2 separate regions of the Homo sapiens genome follow, and region 1 is linked to region 2. Evidence: chromatin loops called from intact Hi-C (ENCODE). Cell type or tissue: heart left ventricle. All regions are shown on one strand.

Region 1 (2,500 bases), 190 kb after region 2:
CTCATATGGCCATAAAACAAAACTCACCTCTGTCAGGAACAGAAATCAGGGTGCTCGTGAGAGCCAGGCTTGTGTCATCCCCCAGGGTGAGGTTCACACAGTACGTCCCAGACCCATTGAAGGTTCGTCTCACAGTCAGCAGACACATCTCATCCACATCCACAGGGCTGCAGACTGTGTTCTGGGTGATCTCGCAGGTGGGGTCAGAAATGATGGTACAGACCTCCGTGGGAATGCTGCGACAGGGGAGGTGGGCGAGGGCGCACAGGGCACAGAGAAGGGGAGAGAGGAAGGTCAGATCCATTTTACAAAGGGAAAGTCATTACATTTCTATGAAATTGAATTCCACCTCATTGTTACTCAAACTATAAGATGCTGAATTGTTAGTCTTATAATCTGCTCTTAAGCAAGCCTGTGCGCTGAGCTATGCCTTTCTCTGCATCCTCAGGAAAGTGAGGCCCTGGGGTGGAGGAGAAAAAAAAGATCTCCCCCAGGGGAAGGGGCTGATGGAAACCACGTGAAGCCCAGCTCACTCCCTCTATATTCCTTCTACATCCCTAGAATGTTCGAAGATGCAGATAGCTTGGGTGTTAGGCAGACATATTATTAGATGCCATAGTTGGCCCTGCCTAGGTTCCTGTAGAAGTGTAACAGCAACAGCAGCAGCTGTTTTTGCAGGACTTATTATGTGCCGGGCACTGAATTTTATTTATTTATTTATCTTTCCTCAGAGACCTTTGTTCTGAGTGAGTTTTAGATATATGACATGATCTTGCTTATTCCTCTCAATAGTTTTTTTGTTTGTTTGTTTGTTTTGAGACAGAGTTTTGCTCTTGTTGCCCAGGCTGGAGTGCAATGGCATGATCTTGGCTCACTGCAACCTCTGCCTCCTAGGTTCAAGAGATTCTCCTGCTTCAGCCTCCCGAGTAGCTGGGATTACAGGCACCTGCCACCACTCCTGGCTAATTTTTGTATTTTTAGTAGAGATGGGGTTTCACCATGTTGGCCAGGCTGGTCTCAAACTCCTGACTTCAGGTGATCAACCGCCTCAGCCTCCCAAAGTGCTGAAATTACAGGTATGAGCCACAGCACCCAGCCTCTCTCAATAGCTTTTTGAAGAAAGTAACATTACCCCAGTTTAACAGATGACAAATCAGGGAGAGAGATTAACGAGTCCAGGTCATACAAGCAGCCAGGGGTGGAGCTGGGACTTGAACAGAAGAGGTTTGACTCATCTGTCCTTGATGCTGGGCTACCTGCCATTGCTGTCCTGACCGCTATCTCATGGCAGCCTTCTTAGATGGAGAGACCAGGCTCTGATGCTGGACTCATGGGGCGGGGCCTGGGATGGGGACAGTCCCCCTTCTCACCAGCCAGGCCTCTCGCAGCAGCTTCACTCCCTGGGTCAGCTTTCACTGTTTTCTGCCACCCTCACCCTCATTCTGGTCCTCTCCCCAAGGTGGAGAGCTTCTTAGCTCTTCTCTTCTACCAAATAAGGCCACATCTTCATACCACTTCATTCTCCTGATTAATTTATGTATCTACACACACATATATTTTAATCAGGTAATTTATATATTATATGCAAATGATTTGCTAATGTATATTTAGTTAATCGATATAGTATTTATATATTCATTCATTTATATTTAGTTTATTACATATGGTCATGACCAAATCATAGGAAACCAAATTATATAATGCATTGGAAAGAGCTTTGTAAATTCTAAAGAGAGAGGATTATCAGGCGTTGCTATTAATGTTAGCATAGACAACTACCTGGGAGCTTAAGAGCACTCCTGTGAGCTGCTCTCTCCTGGCCACCAGCATTCCATTGGTAGGCAAGTTTTGTGATCACTGGTGGCCTCAGTTGCCTCATCTGCAAAATGGGGAGGCTCATACGATTGTTGTGAGGATTCAATATGAGAACAGGTATAAGGTGTTAAAAAATTCAGTTAAGTGTTCAAACAGTTATCATAATTATTATTCAACTTAATTGTTAAAGCTTTCTCAATTGCTCAACTGTAGCAAAACATGTGTGTGCTTGATAGCACCTCCTAGGGACCTTCCTGTCTAGGGTTACCAGTAAATAGGAATTCAAATCAATAGGAATTCAAATCAACTTAAAAGGGGTAACTGGTGGTCAATGCCTTTGTTCAGACTTGAGGTCCTCAGTTGACCCACCCATGCCTCTGTCGGAGATAATATACTCACCTCCCTTGGCAGGTCACGACAAAGTCTATTAGGGAGCTTTCAGGCCATGGCACCGGCATCAGGACGTCTGTCATCTGGATGATGTTAACCTCTAAGATTCCCTCTAACAAAATAACCCCCAGAGAAAAACACATCAAAATACAACAGAAATCAAACAAAGCCAAACAATCACTCTGGTATAGATTGAATGTTTGTGTCCCTCCGAAATTCATATGTTGAAACCCCCAAGGTGATAGCATTAGGAGGGGGGTCTTTGGGAGGTAGTTAGGTCATGAGGGTGAAGCCT
Region 2 (2,500 bases):
TCAGCTTGTTAGCAAGTTTTGTATGACCCTGACATGCAGAAAAAAATGTCTTGAATGTGAGATACTGCTGAGGAACAGGAGAGTAGGAAGGAGAAACTATGCTGAAACCTCTCGGTGAGGAGACTGGTTGCTTGCCACATGTGTCTTTGTTGAACTGAAGGGAAAAGCCAGGAGGATGTGGGATATGAGGTCTAGATCTGGGCTTGTTTTGTGGGATATGAGGTCTAGATCTGGGCTTGATTTCCAGCTCCACTTACTAAATGCATGCTGTAGCTTGAGGATGAGGAATTTGAGGTCTTGGGAAGTTAGAATGGACATGATGCTTCATAGGATCCTGTTGGACAATGTGTGTAAAGGATGAATACAACGTCACCCAGTAGTCATTCCAATGGAAGCCGTTGTATTTTTCTCCTTGAGATTCAGATGGGGAAGCTGGATGGATGTAAATAGATTTGATGGTGATAACAGAAACATGGAAGATCTTTGTTCTCTTTTGGGATGTGGACTCAAGTAATAATCTGCAGGTGGTGTGTTTTTAATTTACAATGAGCATGTATTACCTTTTTTGTTCAGATACAACATAGATACAACAGATTGTATAAATATTAAACAGGTTGATAATTTTTACATATGTGCACATTCAGATTAATTCAAAATACATAAAATGTGGAAAATGTTTTTCAATCCTCACTCTCTCTAGTAGTTCCCAGGGCTTGCTTACACTCGTTGCTGAATATATTTTCTAGAAGCTCTATGCATGTGTCCACAGACATCTTTGAATATAGTAATGAAATCATACTGTTTATAATTTGTGCTTTTACTAAATAATGTATCCTGAAGAATCTTCAATGTAGGTACAAATAGTTCTCTTTTGTAACCAACAGATGCATTGTTCAGCATAGGTGTGCAATAATTTAGCCATCCTTTTCATAGTAACTTTATTCAAGTGTACCTACGTGTATGCCATCAGACTTCTTGTTGAGAAGTTTAAAAAAAATTTTTTTTTTTTTGAAACAGGGTCTTGGTCTCGCCCAGGCTGGAGTGCAGTGGCGCGATCTCTGCTCACTGAAACCTCCACCTGCCGGGTTCAAGGGATTCTCATGCTTCAGCCTCCTGAGCAGCTGGGATTACAGGTGTGTGCCACCACACCCGGCTAATTTTTGTATTTTTTGGTAGAGACGGAGTTTTGCCATGTTGGCCAGGCTGGTCTCTGAACTCCTGACCTCAAGTGATCCTCCTGCCTTAGCCTCCCAAAGTGCTGGGAGTACTGAGTGAGTCATCGCACTCAGCCCCTGGTTGAGAATTTTTATAACGTAAATTCTTAAACTGGGAATTGTTATGTCAAAAGATGTGGACATTTAAATTTGAAAGCTCTCTGAAAAACCTAAAACTAAATTTCTTCTTTGTTTTTGTTTTTGTTTTTTGAGACAGAGTCTTGCTCTGTCGACTGGGCTGGAGTGCAGTGGCGCGATTTTGGCTCACTGCAACCTCCGCCTCCCGGTTTCAAGGGATTCTCCTGCCTCAGCCTCCCGAGTAGCTGCGACTATGGGCGCGTGCCACTACGCCCAGCTAATTTTTGTATTTTTAGTAGAGACGGGGTTCACCATATTGGTTGGCCAGGATGGTCTCGATCTCGACCTCGTGATCCCCTCGCCGCGGCCTCCCAAAGTGCTGGGATTACGGGCGTGAGCCACTGCGCCTGGCCTCAAAACTAAATTTCTTATGTTGACATAATTAGTTATAAGTTTGACAACAAAGAGCTTCTTTCAATGAAGTGTGCAGTGAGACCGTTTGAGTAAGAACTGTCTCATCAAACATGGAGGACTATATAATTGTAGGAACACACTCTTCTACCATGGATGTGCTAACTCTGACAAGTCTTTGCCCATTTCATTTGTGCCCCTTGTATATAAAAATTAAGTAAAAAGCTGTAAAGCTGAAGTTCTGATACCTTATAGCTAAGATGTCTAGGACTCATGCTCTCCCGTACTTAGCACCTTAAATTTTGCATCCTACTTCAGAAACTAACAGTAGTTTCTTGCGGAGGAAACTTCAAGAAGGTCCACATTTTGAGGAGGAATTTGATTAAGAATTAGCTTCCAAAAGAAGGTGCTACTCAGCTTTTGGTCCCAGCAGGGCAGATAATGAGAGAATCTAGTTAAGAGAACCTGTGGTAATAGTGGTTAAAAAAACAACAAAAAAAATGCTGGTTGAAAAGTGACTGAGCTCTCCCCAGATGTCTTTTTTTTTTTTCCAGCTGGTTTTGCAAAAAATGGAGAAGCTCTTGCTCTTTCTTTGGAGAGTTAAGTTGAAATTTTTAGTTTCTGTATTTCTTGTATGCGAGTTTACCTATTTTTGCATTTTTTTGAGTTTCTGAAATGACTTAATATCTTATGTAAATTTTTAGTTTAACAAGCATAGATTAAGTGCCTGTGCTCATAGTTGATTCTATGCTAGGTTTCAGGGGCTAGAAAGAAGAGTAAGACCCTGCCGGGCGCAG

The links. Hi-C counts contacts between places; a loop is a spot of excess contacts. Peaks named below come from ENCODE experiments on the same cell type or tissue, not always from the same donor. Only the 100,000 strongest peaks of a DNase experiment are listed, where the experiment ranks them.
Region 1: it touches region 2 in a loop (3-fold over the local background); 73 of 110 quality-filtered maps call a loop at or near these places.

What each region holds. Positions count from the first base shown.
Region 1 is chr7:23,267,703-23,270,202 of GRCh38, reverse strand. It overlaps GPNMB (glycoprotein nmb), which reads right to left. Exons shown (of 11, transcript NM_002510.3): 8 at 2,215-2,317; 9 at 28-236. Among named protein-coding and RNA genes, the nearest start is that of GPNMB, 22 kb to the right of the region's middle. In heart left ventricle, no CTCF peak of the experiment used is centred here; a DNase peak (open chromatin) is centred at 1,335.
Region 2 is chr7:23,455,973-23,458,472 of GRCh38, reverse strand. The region is part of intron 2 of IGF2BP3 (insulin like growth factor 2 mRNA binding protein 3); the gene reads left to right. Among named protein-coding and RNA genes, the nearest start is that of IGF2BP3, 13 kb to the left of the region's middle. In heart left ventricle, no CTCF peak of the experiment used is centred here; no DNase peak of the experiment used is centred here; H3K27me3 peaks cover 2,412 bases.